2 separate regions of the Mus musculus genome follow, and region 2 is linked to region 1. The links are chromatin loops, found by intact Hi-C in ENCODE. Cell type or tissue: left cerebral cortex. All regions are shown on one strand. Each heading gives the region's core, and the rest is flanking DNA. Links, peaks and the distances in the headings are about the cores only.

Region 1 (7,104 bases), core at 1,832-5,831:
GGCCCCCCATAGTGTCCACACTATATCACAATCAAAACACACTCAGTTTGACTTCAAAAGTCCCCCTAGCCTTTCATAGTCTCAACAAAGTTTCCAAGTCCAAAGTCTACTGAGATTCAATGTAATTTCTTAGCTGTAATCATTGGAAAAGCAAAAAGCAAATTGCATACTTCTAACACGTGATGAAACAGAATAGACAATACCATACCAAAGCAAAGATTCGGGGTAGAGTTGAGAAATATTGGAGATTGAGGGTATAGTTGAGAAATATTGGACCAAAGCAAGACCAAATATCAGCAGGGCAAAAACTAAATCCAGTAGCTCAATATTTAGTATTGAGGGCTTTGATGGCTCTGTCCTGTGGCTTTGCTGCCTGAAATATATGCCTCTCTCTAGCCTGGGATCCACTCTCTGTATGCAGTTCTTCTTGGCAGATGCCTCGTGACCCCTGGAAAATGCTAACGTCTTGTGGTCTCCATTGCAAACCAGAAGCTTTCACAGACAATAGAATGATCTTTCAGAGCCTTTATGAAGAGACTCCCCCACCACAGGCAGCCCCAAACTCAGTGGCTCTCTGAAAACAAATTAGAATCCATGACCCCTCCACTCCTGCATCCTCCATGCTTCTAAATACTTTATCATGGAATGACTCCACCAAGTTTGGCTGCCATCTTGGGATGACGGTGCCACTTTGAGTCACATTAGCAGCAGCTTGTGCTTGCAGTTGCTTCCTAGGAATAAAAAGCTCCTTAGAAGTTTCACGATCTGGAAGTTTAGCTAGGTGGGGGTCCTGCACAAAAGGCACCTTCAGCAATAGCTCATTCTCCAGCATCAACTTCCAAATTTGTTATAGCCTTAGTTAGGGTTTCTATTGCTGTGTTGAAACACCAGGACCAAAAGCAACTTGGCGAGAAAAGGGATTATTTGGCTTATTATACCATATCACTGTTCATTATGAGTGGAGGTCAAGGCAGGAACTCCAAGAGGGCAGGAATCCAGGGGCAGAAGCTGATATGGAGGCCATGAAGTAGTGTTGTTGACTGGCTTGCCCAGCCAGCTTTCTTATAGAACCCAGAACCACCAGCCCGGAGTGGACTCAACCCTCAGTGAGCTGGCTGGGTCTTCCCATATCAGTTACTAATTGAGAAAATGCTCCACAGGCTTGCCTACATTCTAGTCTTATGGAAGCATCCCCTCCAATGAGGTCCCTGCCACGCAAGTAATTCTACCGTGTGCCAGCTTGACATAAAAACTATCCAGGGCAAAAACTTTGCATTGCTGTGAGAAAACATCACGACTCAAAAACTCACTGAAGAGTTTATTCTGGCTTACAGGTCAGAAGGGAAAGAGTCCGTCCTTGTGGTGAAACAGTAATAAAGAGCAGCCATGGCAACGGGAAGAGGAAACTGAAAGATCACATCTTTAACAGCAGGCATACAGTAGACAGGGAACTAGAGGTAAAATGAGGCCATGTACTCTTAAAACCCCTCCCCCAGGGACATACTTTTTCCAGCATGGCCACACCTCCTAAGTCTTTCCAATCAGTCCTAATTGGGGACCAATTATTAAAATATCCAAGCATTAAGGGCATACTTCTAACTCAACCCATACATAGTCCAACTTTTTAAAAGTCCCCAGTGTCTTTGCAAATCACAACGTTTTAAGTCCAGTGTATTCTAACAAAATAAAAGCAAGCATTATTATGCCAAAAGGAAGGACCAGGGCATAACAATAATCACATCAAAGTAAACTCAAAATCTAACAGTGTAAGTCCAAATCCTGTAGCTCGACATCCAACATCTGGAACTCACTCCTAGTGTAATCCTCCAGGCTCCAAAGGGCTTGGGAAGCCCCACCTCTCCAGCCCTGCTCTCCACAGCACACACAGCATCCTTCTTATCTAAGATACAAGAAATTCTACCTATAGACAATGTTCTTCAGCAGCAGTATCTGGCTGAGCATGGGCTTCAGCCTGCCAGCCCGGGATTGACTTGTGTTTGTGGGAAAATGGATCCCAGATTCTGCCCCAAAGCTCAAGTACACAGATGCTGGTGTATGGCTAATGGATTTACTTTTCTAAACAATCTTTCCAGAATATTCTCACATCGGCTGTTTGAGAAACGCTATGGAGACAGTCTTAAAACACACCATGGATCTCAATATTTTTGATCCAGGTTTTCCCTGGAAGCACTTGACTTGCAAACTGTAATCAAGTAAAAGAACAACTGCTTCTCCAAAGACTAGCTCTTTCTCCATAGCAGCCTCCCCCTTCTCTCTCTCTCTCTCTCTCTCTCTCTCTCTCTCTCTCTCTCTCTCTCTCTCTCTCTCTCTCTCCCTCTCTCTCTCTCTCTCAGTGGATTAGCAGGAGCTGGAGAGGGATGGAAACACAAACTTGAACACAAAGGTTTGGCTTTTCTCAAGACCTGTAGCCATTTTTCTGAAGAATTCTAATAGCAGACACGGATACATCCAGCCACACCGGAAACATCACAACTGTCCTAATTCCAGTTCCACTTTACCACCAGGCCCTCTCTCTTTTAATTTAACCACCAGACTGTTCAAAGGCTTCTCACTGGACTCAGGCAGCGATGGTTTGCACGGTGAAGTCTAGGAAGAACACAGACCTTCTGACTGCAGCTGTGAAATCTCAGTCAGAATGGAGCAGTGCTCAGTTAACCATATTACCCCAAGACAACTTTCCTGAGTCTAATTTCCTGGCTCTTCCTCAGACCTATTGTGTCAGAACTGATGGGACTAGGGCCCACTGATCCATACATTTATAAAGTCTCTCTTACTGGAGACTTTCATTAATTATTTATTATTTAGTTAATTATTAATTAGAGACTTACTAGTCAAACTATGTGAGGTGAGGAGAAAGCCCCGAGTGAATGACTTCACGAGTCATTGTCTGTGGCTGATATGAGTATGGCCATGCCAAGGACCTCAAAGCCTTAGACCCTTGGGGGAATAGAAACACCTTCCCTCCTGGTCCAAGCATGGATATTGACAGTATGTGCAGAAAATGCCCTGCATAGCTTTCTTCCCTTAGATATTTAAGGCCTGATGACTCCTCTCCTACAGAGACCCCATCTACCGATATACCTAGCTCACTACCTCCTTGATTTAGCTGTGTAGAGTAGCCTTATCTTCTTGCTCAACTGTCTATATTCTATCATGCTGTTCCTGGGGAGCTGCAGCTTCTCCATCAGCAAGCACGGTCCACCTAAGCTCAACTTTTCTCTGTCCCCTTTCTTGGCTTTCTTCATTCCTCTACCACCTCGGCCAGGTCCATCCAAGAGCTGGATAGCTCTCAGCAAAAGTTACCAAAAGCTTTAGTCATATGACTTTCCCCTTCCAGAAAACTTTATTAATGTGCCTTTATTCTGTTTTCAGCTTCTAGTTCATAAGTCAAGGTTTGAGGCCCTGTATCTGCCTTTTCCCAAAAGGCACAGAGCTTCTCTGACTCATAGCCAATGATACTGCAGCTTCATGGATATAGCATATAGCGTTCCCAAAACATTGTGTAAATGTGATTTTTTGGGGGGGGGGGTTCATCTTCTTTTTAAAAAAATCCCAAATGGCACAAACATTGGATACTGTAATCCTCCCCTTCTTTATATTGACACTGTATATAACAAAGCATGTAAAATAGTCCCAACCTGACTACTTTTTACAGTTCAATTTTTAAAAACTGATTTGTTCTCCAATCATTTTCTATCTTCTTCCCCCCCCCCATAACCTAGTATTGTATGCTTAAGTGGTATACCTTTAATGGGTTCTGATCATCAGAAACTGTTTGTACAGGGGTCGCCTGAGACAAGAGCTGGTGGCAAGAACAGATGGTCCAGCAAAAGCCACCCAGAGGGATATGGTGAAGCTACGTGTGTGACAGCTATTTCAGAAGTCCAAGAGGATGGCATGCTGCACAGATTAAGTGGGGACTCCGAAACCACACTCTGTGACCTGAACTGAAATCGATTGATTTACCCAGTGAATTTAATAGATGAGCCTTGGCTGCCTTGAATCGGAACAGAAACCTGCTGCATCTTCCCTATTCATGAGCTCATTCTCAAATTCAGGAAGGTTGCCTCGCGCGCAGAGCCAAAGCACAGCTTCCTGGCTGGGAAGCAGAGAGTTTCTCAGTGCTCAGATGTTAATGTTTTCTGCGCTCAGGCTATTTTTATCCAGCCACACAGACGACAGTGTAAGTACAGATTTCTTCTGCAGTTTTCATGAGAGCAGGTGTGGGATCCTAGGCCATTGTCCTCAAAGCACACACGTTCGCGCCCTGTATCCGAACAGTTTAGGAGTGAACGCTACCCTTTGTATCTATGATCATTCAGCTGTCTGCCTATTGTTCAAAAGAAGAAAAGATATAAAACGTATCTTCAGGATATCTCTCGGGGATGAGAATGAGTAAGACGTTATTCATTTCAGACGCATTAAAAAAAAATCAGAGTAAAAAAAAAAACCTGGAGATTCACAAAATAATCTCTTGAGACAAATTTGTGCTAGGACACAGAAGTAGGTTCTATGAAATCAAGTAGTTAGTAACCTAACTCTTTAAAGTCGTATGGACTAATTGAAGATTCCAGATCACGTTGTCTTTATCTTAGCAGTCAATGCAGAAACACGGAATGTATTGATGTTGAACCTATACACCAAGAACCGTGGAAAAGCCACCCCATGTATAAGATCCGTGTGGAATAGTCCATGAAGTGTGGCAGGAATAATGTCCTATAGAAGAGAGTTTGTCCCCCACCTTTTGGTATCACATACCAGAAGGCTTGACTCGACAATGCAGTACCTAACTAGGGGATGTTGCTATGTGTTCCTTGTCTTTAAGTACAGTGCTCTCTTAGTGACTGCCGATGGACTGTGACTGAGGTGAGGTGTTCAAGGCAGGTAAGAAACAGGCGAGCCTTCTTTATCCCTGTCTTCTCTCTATTCATTCCTATGTGCTCCCTTGTCAATGCAACCGTGGACCTAGAGCTGAGAGGGGTGGCATGGAGTCACCAGCCCACCTAGAGCCATCTTGCATCGATGAATGAATAAGAGAAAATTAAACTCATACCTTTCACCAGCGGTTCACTTTTCACAGGAAATATGCAAAGGTGTCCAAAGTCATACACCATACCTGTTATGTGAATGCGGTATTCCTCCTTGAAGATCTTCTGGAAGAAGGGAATCTTGAACTGCATGTGAGGCGTGTGCAACCCGGGGAGATTCACATCAACGTCGCCCATGAAGTGTGGGAATTCCCAGTCCTGTCAGAAAGTCAGCCCGTGAGTATATCTGTGATCTGATTGGTTTTTAAGAAGCAAGGCACTCGGAATTGACTTTCTCCAAGCACTTGTTTTAAAATCATTTCAATTCAGCTGGTTGCTAGATGCAACCATTTCACTTGGCAATCATCATCGTCTTCTGTACACTGGATATTGGTGTGCATTCGAAATAAAAATCAACTCATTACTCAGATTCTTATTGTTTTTCAATCTAGTAATTAGAACCTAGTATGAAGTGACTTGCATCTTCAGTTTGCTCCCATTATATGGGGATCTTGACATATTTAGATAATGGAAGCAATTGGTACAAGGCTAATAAACTTATAATATTTTATCTTGCTACTTTCAAAATTATGAGCCCTGTAATTTCATGTCATACATAAGGAGACAAAGTACGCAATTTTTACTAAAGTATTTTACCATGCTCCACTCTAGAGACTCTGCAGAATGTTCAAACACCAAAGAACCCTAGCCTGTTCACTTGATGTGCAGATGAATTTGAGCCCAAGATGGAGGACATGAACCCCCAAGATTGCCAGAAGTCATTTCTAGTGAAGGTAAAACTACAAAGGCATTGCTCTTTCAGAGGGAAATGTCCTGTGAATCTTGTCAGGAGCCACACTTGATCTCAGATTTTAAACCACTGAATTTAAAAAAAAAAATCACAATTATCCTGTGAAAGAAGAACACACTTAAATGTAAAGGAATATTTGAGATGGGTTCATAGACATGAAAAGACACACTTTCACTTTTAATAATGAAATGATCACTGTAGGTACAGAACTATGTTTAGTTGATGTTTTAAACCAACTCGAATATGAAACATGATGAACAAACTTTTAGTTTTTTGAGATTTTAATATACTACATCAATTGACACTGCTAAGCGCACTCAGATAAAGCAGCTGGTACAGGGACACTGGGGAAGGTGCCTGGTCCCTTAGGAGCAGCCACAGGTGTTTCCTTTCCTGAGAGACTGAACCACCAGGAAGAAGAGATCGAAGAATGGCACTCTGCATCACCTAGCAGTCTCTAGATCAGCGGATCACCTCAGGCTGCTGATAGGAGATAAGTATATAAGAAGACAATTAAATGATGCCACATCATCTGTTCTACCTGCGAGCAAATTAACCTGGCCTGTCCATGTTTTTTCAGACATTAGTAGCACTCAGAGACATGATTAAAGGGCTCAGGAAATCAATGAATAATGTTCCATGAACTTGGAATATTGTGTAAAAATTATTACTGGAAACTGGATTGGAGATTCTATCTGCAAACAGTCACTGAGGTTGGATATGTGCATTTCTTCCCCCATATACAGAGTGTTATCTCCATATTACATAAAAGCCGTTACAAAGGAAACAGACCCGGACGGCTAAACTATATCTGATAAAAGCTATGACTGCAAATAAAATGAATGACAGAGTATCTTCACTCGTCCTAGATGAATGACAAATATCATTAAACCATCTTTTTATTTCTTGGTTGCAGATAGAGAACGCTTCTTGGTAGTAATTGGGCCACTGTATTTAAACCAGCTTCTTAGTTGCAAGGCGTTTTCTGACTTCTCCCATTTAGACCATCCTCCACGAAACTCAAGTTTTCTGCTGGTGTGAAATTGCTTTCAGTTTAAAAAGCAATCTCGGGAGATTTCTTTTTGGACTGTGGTCAAAAACCTCATTCACTAAAAAATAGTTTCTCTATTACTTCCCAGCTCTTCCTGGAGATAGAAAGATGAGTTAAGGAAGTGGGGGTGGAGAGGAGAACAAGAGAGAGGAGGGGAGTTTTGTGGTGTTTACCTGGAGGGAGGCTTTCCTTGT
Region 2 (7,104 bases), core at 2,105-6,104, 55 kb before region 1:
TTTATCCCTACAGCTTTGCTTCCGGAGACCATGTCCCCTTGAACACAAGACATCAGTCAAACTCTACCCAATGCCCAGACCTGACTAGCAAGAAGCTGTGAGAAAAAGCTTGCCCTCTGCAACAGGCATCTGATTAGTATCTGGAAGGGTCAAAGGAAGGTCTTCCAAGTCTGGGTGAGGAGCAGCTATCTTTGCCAGGATGGGTGATCTGTGCTCTGGGCACTGTTGGAATGCTCAATCAACCATACGGACATGAGATTAAGGCTCTGCTTGGAGGCCTGACTGGTTTGCTAAATTCTCATTCCATGTTTGTACAAGGACAGTTAAGCCCAGATAACATTCTCGTACCTTCCCTGAACATATTTATTCCTTTAGAATTGGAAAAAAAAAAAAGAGTCTCAATGCTCTTTAAAATAACCTCACAAATTGTGAAGGTCTTAAATTTTTTGATAAAAACCAGTAATATGTTTACAGGCATTATTGAAGCATTGATTTCTTGTAGGGCATTTCAAACAACTCCTAACTCCCCTGGTTTCCTCCCTAGACAGAAATTAAAATCAACCATGCAACTATTTAAAGTTTAAACACACTTGAATTTGTTACTCTCAAAGCATCAAAGTCACAAAACACATGCATGAATGGCCTAAAGGAAGAATTTACCTTGGCTCCTGGCTTCGGGGCTCCCTGCCCACAGCCCCCAGTCTTGTTAATTCTGGGCACATGGAGTAGGAAGACCATGGAGATGAGCAGTACATCTCATGGCTATCAGGAAGGTAGCAGCAATAGAAACAGAAAGGGCCTGAAGACAAGGTATGCCCCCCATAGGACAACTCCAGACATTTCCAGTACCCCTAAACAAAGTCAGGAAGAATCCAATACATGTGCCCATGGGTGACAGTTCACACTCAAAGTACCTTGTGCCCTATATTGTCAATAAGAAAGTATTTTTAAGTTATAGTGACAGTATAATAGAAAGATCTGTCTTGTTTTGTTTTGAGATTTTGCTGTGGCATTTATTATTCTTTACCCCTCATTTGTGCAATGAATTTGAATGGCTATTTTTATATAAATTTCATTTGTGCAATGAATTTGAATGGCTATTTTTATATAAATTTCATATACCACAAATCCTCAAAACTAATATTTGTAAAAATGTGAGTTAAAGTAAAAGAAAATCAGTATGAATTGCAAAATGCAATTACTTTGTATGTTAAAGCCATTACATCTTAACAAATGCTAATTTCTTTTTTTATTAATCATTCCATTCATTTACATCTCAAATGATACCCCACTTCCCAGTTACCCTTCCACAAGTTCCCCCATCCCACAACCTCCCTATCCTCCCTCCCCTTGCCTCTATGAGGGTGAATCCCCACCTACTCTTTCCCACCCCACCCCTCCAACATCCCCCTACTCTGGGGCATCAAACCTCCACAGGATCAAGGGCCTCCCCTTCCATTGATGCCACACAAGGCCATTCTCTGCTAACTATGTCTGTGGAACCAGGGATCCCTCCCTGTACACTCCTTGGTGGGTGGGTGGTCTAGTCCTTGGGAGCACTGGGTGGTCCAGCCAGCTTATGGGTGTCCAAGTACTTATGCTTACTATATATTCTAAATCTCAGGAGGCAGGGTTTGGAGCTCTAAAATTAGCCATCTTCTGTGGGAGTCCCTGCAGGTGCCATACAGGGAACCAAACATTGTGAAGAGAAAATAGTGACAACCTGCTGCAGATTGGTTTCATCAAGCTGGATTAGACTTCAGGAAGTCTAATGCCAGGAGATTTATTCCCAATGTATTTAAGTCCAGTATAATTTGGGGGTAAAATATGTTTCCTGGTATGACACAATCCCCTGTGCACAAGGAAGCATCAAAAATCAAGTCAGGGTAGCATCATTTCTTCCAAGAAGATGGGTTCTAGAGATAGGCTACCTGTACCAGCTTAAGGGCCTAAAGTTCTGGCCTGGTTTCTGTCATACAGATAGCATAAAGGTCATTGCGAGCTATTAGCTACTTCTGGTCCTGGTTGTGGGAGCTTGGGGGGGAGGGAGCCTCTGACTATAAGAGTCATATAGATTGCTAGTTATCTTCAATCTTAGTTGTAGGAGCTTGATATGGCCTGGCTCAATAGGATACCCAAGATATAAGATACAATTTGCTAAGCTAAATGCATGAAACTCAAGAAGAACGAAGACCAAAGTGTGCCCCTTCTTAGAATTGGGAACCAAACACCCATGGAAGGAGTTACAGAGACAAAGTTTGGAGCTGTGACGAAAGGATGGATCATCTAGAGACTGCCATATCCGGGGATCCATCCCATAATCAGCTTCCAAACGCTGACACCATTGCATACACTAGCAAGATTTTGCTGAAAGGACCCAGATAGAGCTGTCTCTTGTGAGACTATGCCGGGGCCTAGCAAACACAGAAGTGGATGCTCACAGTCAGCTATTGGATGGACCACAGGGCCCCCAGTGGAGGAGCTAGAGAAAGTACCCAAGGAGCTAAAGGGATCTGCGATCCTATAGGTAGAACAACAATATGAACTAACCAGTACCCCCCTGGAGCTCGTGTCTCTAGCTGCATATGAATCAGAAAATGGCCTAGTCAGCCATCAGTGGAAAGAGAGGCCCATTAGTCATGCAAACTTTATATACCTCAATACAGGGGAACGACAGGGCCAAGAAGTGGGAGTGGGTGGGGAGTGTGTGGGGGACTTTTGGGGTAGCATTGGAAATGTAAATGAAATAAATACCCAATTTAAAAAAAAAAACAGAAAAAATAGATAACGCAGATCACCAGGCAGAAACCAGTTCATCGTTTTCAATTCTCAGCTTTTTAGATGGGAGAATGGGATTTTCATCTTTCCTGCTGGAAAGACACCCCTGTGTGCTTAACATTCCTGGGTTCGCTGGAGATCTGTGGGCACAAGGACCTTCGTGTTATGCTCCCAACAAACTTCAGTACAAAAAAGCGTTAAAAAGAAGAACAAAGAAAGGCTTGCACGTTGTCAGGAATTTCCCAGCCTGCTGCATTTCTCCTTGAGACTAAGAACTCTGATCACACTAATAGTCTATACTACTTAATCCTCTCCATGGCCCAGTGTAGCTAAAAGCAAACATGGACTCCTCTGCTAAGGTTGCATGACTCTACCTAACTTCACTCTAAGGAACCAATGAGGTTTGGTTGGGGAGGGCTGAGGGATGCGGGTGTAAGTTCCCCATCAGACAACCGTGTAAACCCTTTATCCAACAGGGATGAGGGCTATATCTAAGCAGAATAGGTGGAGCCCCTCCCCCCCCACCCCATGTATCTTCCTTGACCTTTATACTCTAACCCCTCACGTTGGCCATGTGAAAGCCAGGCAAAAGTGGACACAAGTGGTAAAGAAAGCTGGATGCTCAAGTGAGGTTCTCCTGACCCTCCACTCCTTCAGGAGGCTTCCAAAGCCTCACAGGGAAAACCATTTTGCTCCAGGGGCCAGTGTAGCTGAACACCACATGATGATGGTTGCGTGGCTAGAAGGAGAGTCAGGCAGGACCCCTGGTGTGCTGGATACTATTATTATTCTAGAGGGAAGCAGGCGAGGCACAGATAGGTTAATTGACTGATCCAGCAGCACAGGAAAGCAACATGGTGCCTCTAGCTTTTGGCAAAATGCTGGGAATAATCCCAGTGCGAGCTGCTTTTAACAGGTGAGTGGAATGCAGGCGTCCTCTCTCAGTGCTTTAGTTTGGAAATAGAAAATTGGGTTTTCTCTCTGAATAAAAGCTGCCAGAACAGTCTGCTATTATTCTTATAATGCCCAGCTCTGTCTTAAAATTTTAATGTAACTTTCTTAATTAAACAATGTATTTGGAAAATTGTGTTAGGGGGAACTTTTAATGCAGAGAATTTTGTAGCATGCAGAAAGAGGTGGGGGTGGGAAAGAAATGCTATTTTAAATGTTCAGATTTGAGAGTGATGTGCCTTATTCTTCATCCAAATTCCTCTTTACTCTCTTAAACTGACTCACAAAATGTTATGTATTTGCCATAAATATATTTCAGAGGAGGCTGAGATTCTGTGTGCAAGTGGAGGGGAGGGCACCTTATAACCTCCGTGTGGGACCTGTGGGTTCCTTCTTTGTCCCAAGGCCCTGGGAGGAACAGTGTTTGCATGGCTCTGCCCATGCAGCACAGCAGCATCCCCTCGAATTGCATCTCTCTGGAGAGGTATGTTTCTTTTCTCTGCCTCTCGAGGTCCTGAACTGGATTTGGGGATCTCCAGAGGCACTGGTTGGAGAGCAATTGCTCATGCTGGTGGAGAGCACTGAATTACTCCCCCTGCCTGCAGAGAACAGCACACACGGAAACCAGAGTGGACTGCACACACGTTGCTTCTCTGGAAACCAGAATGGACCGCTGCTTGGAGCCAGTCCTCCTTAAAGAGGTTCCAGAGAGCAGGAGGCCTTTTGGGAGCCTTGAGTGCTGGTGTGTGGATGTGTGTCCACACAAAGAGCCTCCGTGGAGGACTATAAAAACCTTGTGTGTTAGGGGGTCTCCAGGAGGACTTGGAAGGGTGTATGGTGGGTGAATAGGATCTAAATTTGGGTAATATTGAAATTACCCAAATCATCACCATCACCATCACCATCACCATCACCATCACCATCACCATCACCATCACCATCATCATCATCATGCCACACCAACAAAGCTTCTTGACATTGTTTTTATGCATTTGGGTAGAGGCAGGCTGGAATGTTTGGTGATACCAAATTGTCTAGTCTGCATACAAAGTCTACTTTTGCTAGCTGATACCATGGGCACATTGTGTCACCTCCTCTGGTTTTTATTTCCTTGCCTGTAAAATGAGGATTATGTACTACTTAGCTATTAAAAACAATGAATTCATGAAATTCTTAGGCAAATGGATGGAACTAGAAAATATCATCCTGAGTGAGGGAACCCAATAGCAAAAGAACGCACATGGTATGCACTCACTGATAAGTGAATATTAGCCCCAAAGCTCCAAATAACCAAGATACAATTTGCAGACCACATGAAGCTCAAGAAGAAGAAAGACCAAAATATGGGTGCTTCGTTTCTTCCTAAAAGGAGAACAAAATACTCAGAGGAGCAAATACAGAGATAAAGTATAGAGCAGAGACTGGTGGAAAGGCCATCCAGAGACTACCCTACCTGGGGACCTATCCCATATACAGTTACCAAACCCAGACACTATTGTGGATGCCAAGAAGTGCATGCTGAAAAGAGCCTGATATAGCTGTCTACTGAGAAGCCCTGTCAGAGCCTTACAAATACAGAGACAAATGTTCACACCCAACCATTGGACTGAGTGCGGGTCCCCAATAGAGGAGTTAGAGAAATGACTGAAGGAGTTGAAGGGGATTTCAACCCCACAGGAAGAGCAACAATATCAACCAACCAGAACCCTCAGAGCTCCCAAGGACTAATCTATCACCAAAGAGTAAACGTGGCTCCGGCTGCATATGTTGCAGAGGATGGCCTTGTCTTACATCAATGGGAGGAGAGGTCCTTGGTCCTACGAAGGCTCAATAGATGCCCTAGTGTAGGGGAACTGAGGGTGGGGAAGTGGGAGTGGGTTGGTGCGTGGGTGGGTGGGTGGAGGAACACCCTCATAGATGCAGGGGGAGGGAGGATGGGATAGGGGATTTCTGGGGGCAGGGGAAGGAACCAGGAAAGGAGATAACATTTGAAATGTAAATAAAATATCCAATTAAAAGGAAGTCAAAATAAAAAAGGGGGGGGGGGAACTATGGCAATATCTACCTCATGGCTCGTGAGTAGGTGCTGATTATCTTGTGCAGAGCTCAGCAGATACTCAGTGGTGGCTGGTAGAAATAGCAATTACTACCGGAGCAGAGAGCAAAACTGAAACCACCTGAAATTAAGATACCATTATTAAACATATAGTTGTGACTCACTGGCCTGTAATACGTTATGAATTAATGCATGTTATGGGTCCTTTCATACAGATGAGGCAAGCTATTGTACTATGGTGCGTAAGTCTATTTTTCTACTTGAAGCATTTAAAGAGTACAAGAAAAATATTTGGCCTAACCATTTTCTTTAGACCTATCTTGATCCGTTTGTATTTTTAATATCCAGGAGCCTCAGGAAATAAACACATTTGGGGTCATTATATACAAATGGCTTTGACTTTGTCCTTGCTGTCACCAGGCTAGGCTGAATTGTGTGCAGAGTGAACCAAGAATATTTACTTCTTTTGGCAACGGTCGTTCTTTCCTTAAGCATTTTTACCTACAGAAAAATGGAGCAGAAAGTTCATTTTTCCCACAGACACTCCCGTGCCTTCTCGGCTCTTAAGGCCTAGAATACCCCTTAAAATTGATGAACCAATTCTGAGATGCTATTAAGTAGTAAGTCTATAACTTACTACTAAGCGAGTGCAGGCAGGGAGATGAAGTCTCTCTTTGCCATGCCTTCCAGGACACTCAGTGACTCCAAGAGCCACTCTGCACTGAGTCTGGTCGGGCTGGGCTGAGAGAAGCTGACTAGTCAGTGAGGAGTAAGGCAGGACCTTGGGTGGCTTTTGGAGAAAGAAGATCTTCCCAGGTGTTACAGCTCTTGGAACAAAAGACTCAGACAATGGAGTAGTTCTCGAACACATTTAATTTTCTGGATAGGATTTATATACAGTTTTGGGGGTGATTCAGGGTTCAACAGCAGGTACCTCTCATTGGCTTGGACTGAGAGTTTGGGGAAAACCTTATTTGCATGTGGGAAGGCTCTGCGCTGCTCCTCTCCTGTGAAGGCTGTGGAGGCAGTAACTTTGACAGGAGCCAGGGGTCCAGGAGACATGATCGAATACCTTCTGTTCCATGTAGGTGGAAATCACCACCCATTGAGTCCCCTAGGGTTCAAGTCCTTGAGCAACTGGAGACCAAGTTGTCTGTGTGTAGCCCACTGCCCCACAGTGAAAGATGCTTTTAATGTGTTCCTGTATTTACTTTGCAAGTGTTTGGCCTGAGAACTTTTGCATTTATGTTCATTAGAGGAATTTGTCTATAGTTTCATTCTTTTTGTGTGTGTATGTGTCGTTATCTTAGAGTAATACT

Evidence for each region. Peaks named below come from ENCODE experiments on the same cell type or tissue, not always from the same donor. Only the 100,000 strongest peaks of a DNase experiment are listed, where the experiment ranks them.
Region 2: a loop joins it to region 1, with 9 times the contacts of the local background. A loop is called at or near these places in 1 of 42 quality-filtered maps.

What each region holds. Positions count from the first base shown.
Region 1 is chr15:95,072,567-95,079,670 of GRCm38, reverse strand. It overlaps Tmem117 (transmembrane protein 117), which reads right to left. Exons shown (of 8, transcript NM_178789.4): 7 at 5,138-5,267. It overlaps Gm30810 (a long non-coding RNA gene), which reads left to right. Exons shown (of 4, transcript XR_384360.4): 1 at 1-4,905; 2 at 5,102-5,285; 3 at 5,721-7,104. Among named protein-coding and RNA genes, the nearest start is that of Gm30810, 3.9 kb to the left of the region's middle. In left cerebral cortex, for the core only: no CTCF peak of the experiment used is centred there; a DNase peak (open chromatin) is centred at 4,107; H3K4me3 peaks cover 191 bases; H3K27ac peaks cover 1,186 bases.
Region 2 is chr15:95,128,055-95,135,158 of GRCm38, reverse strand. All of the region lies in intron 2 of LOC100043315 (a long non-coding RNA gene), which reads left to right. Among named protein-coding and RNA genes, the nearest start is that of Gm30810, 52 kb to the right of the region's middle. In left cerebral cortex, for the core only: no CTCF peak of the experiment used is centred there; no DNase peak of the experiment used is centred there.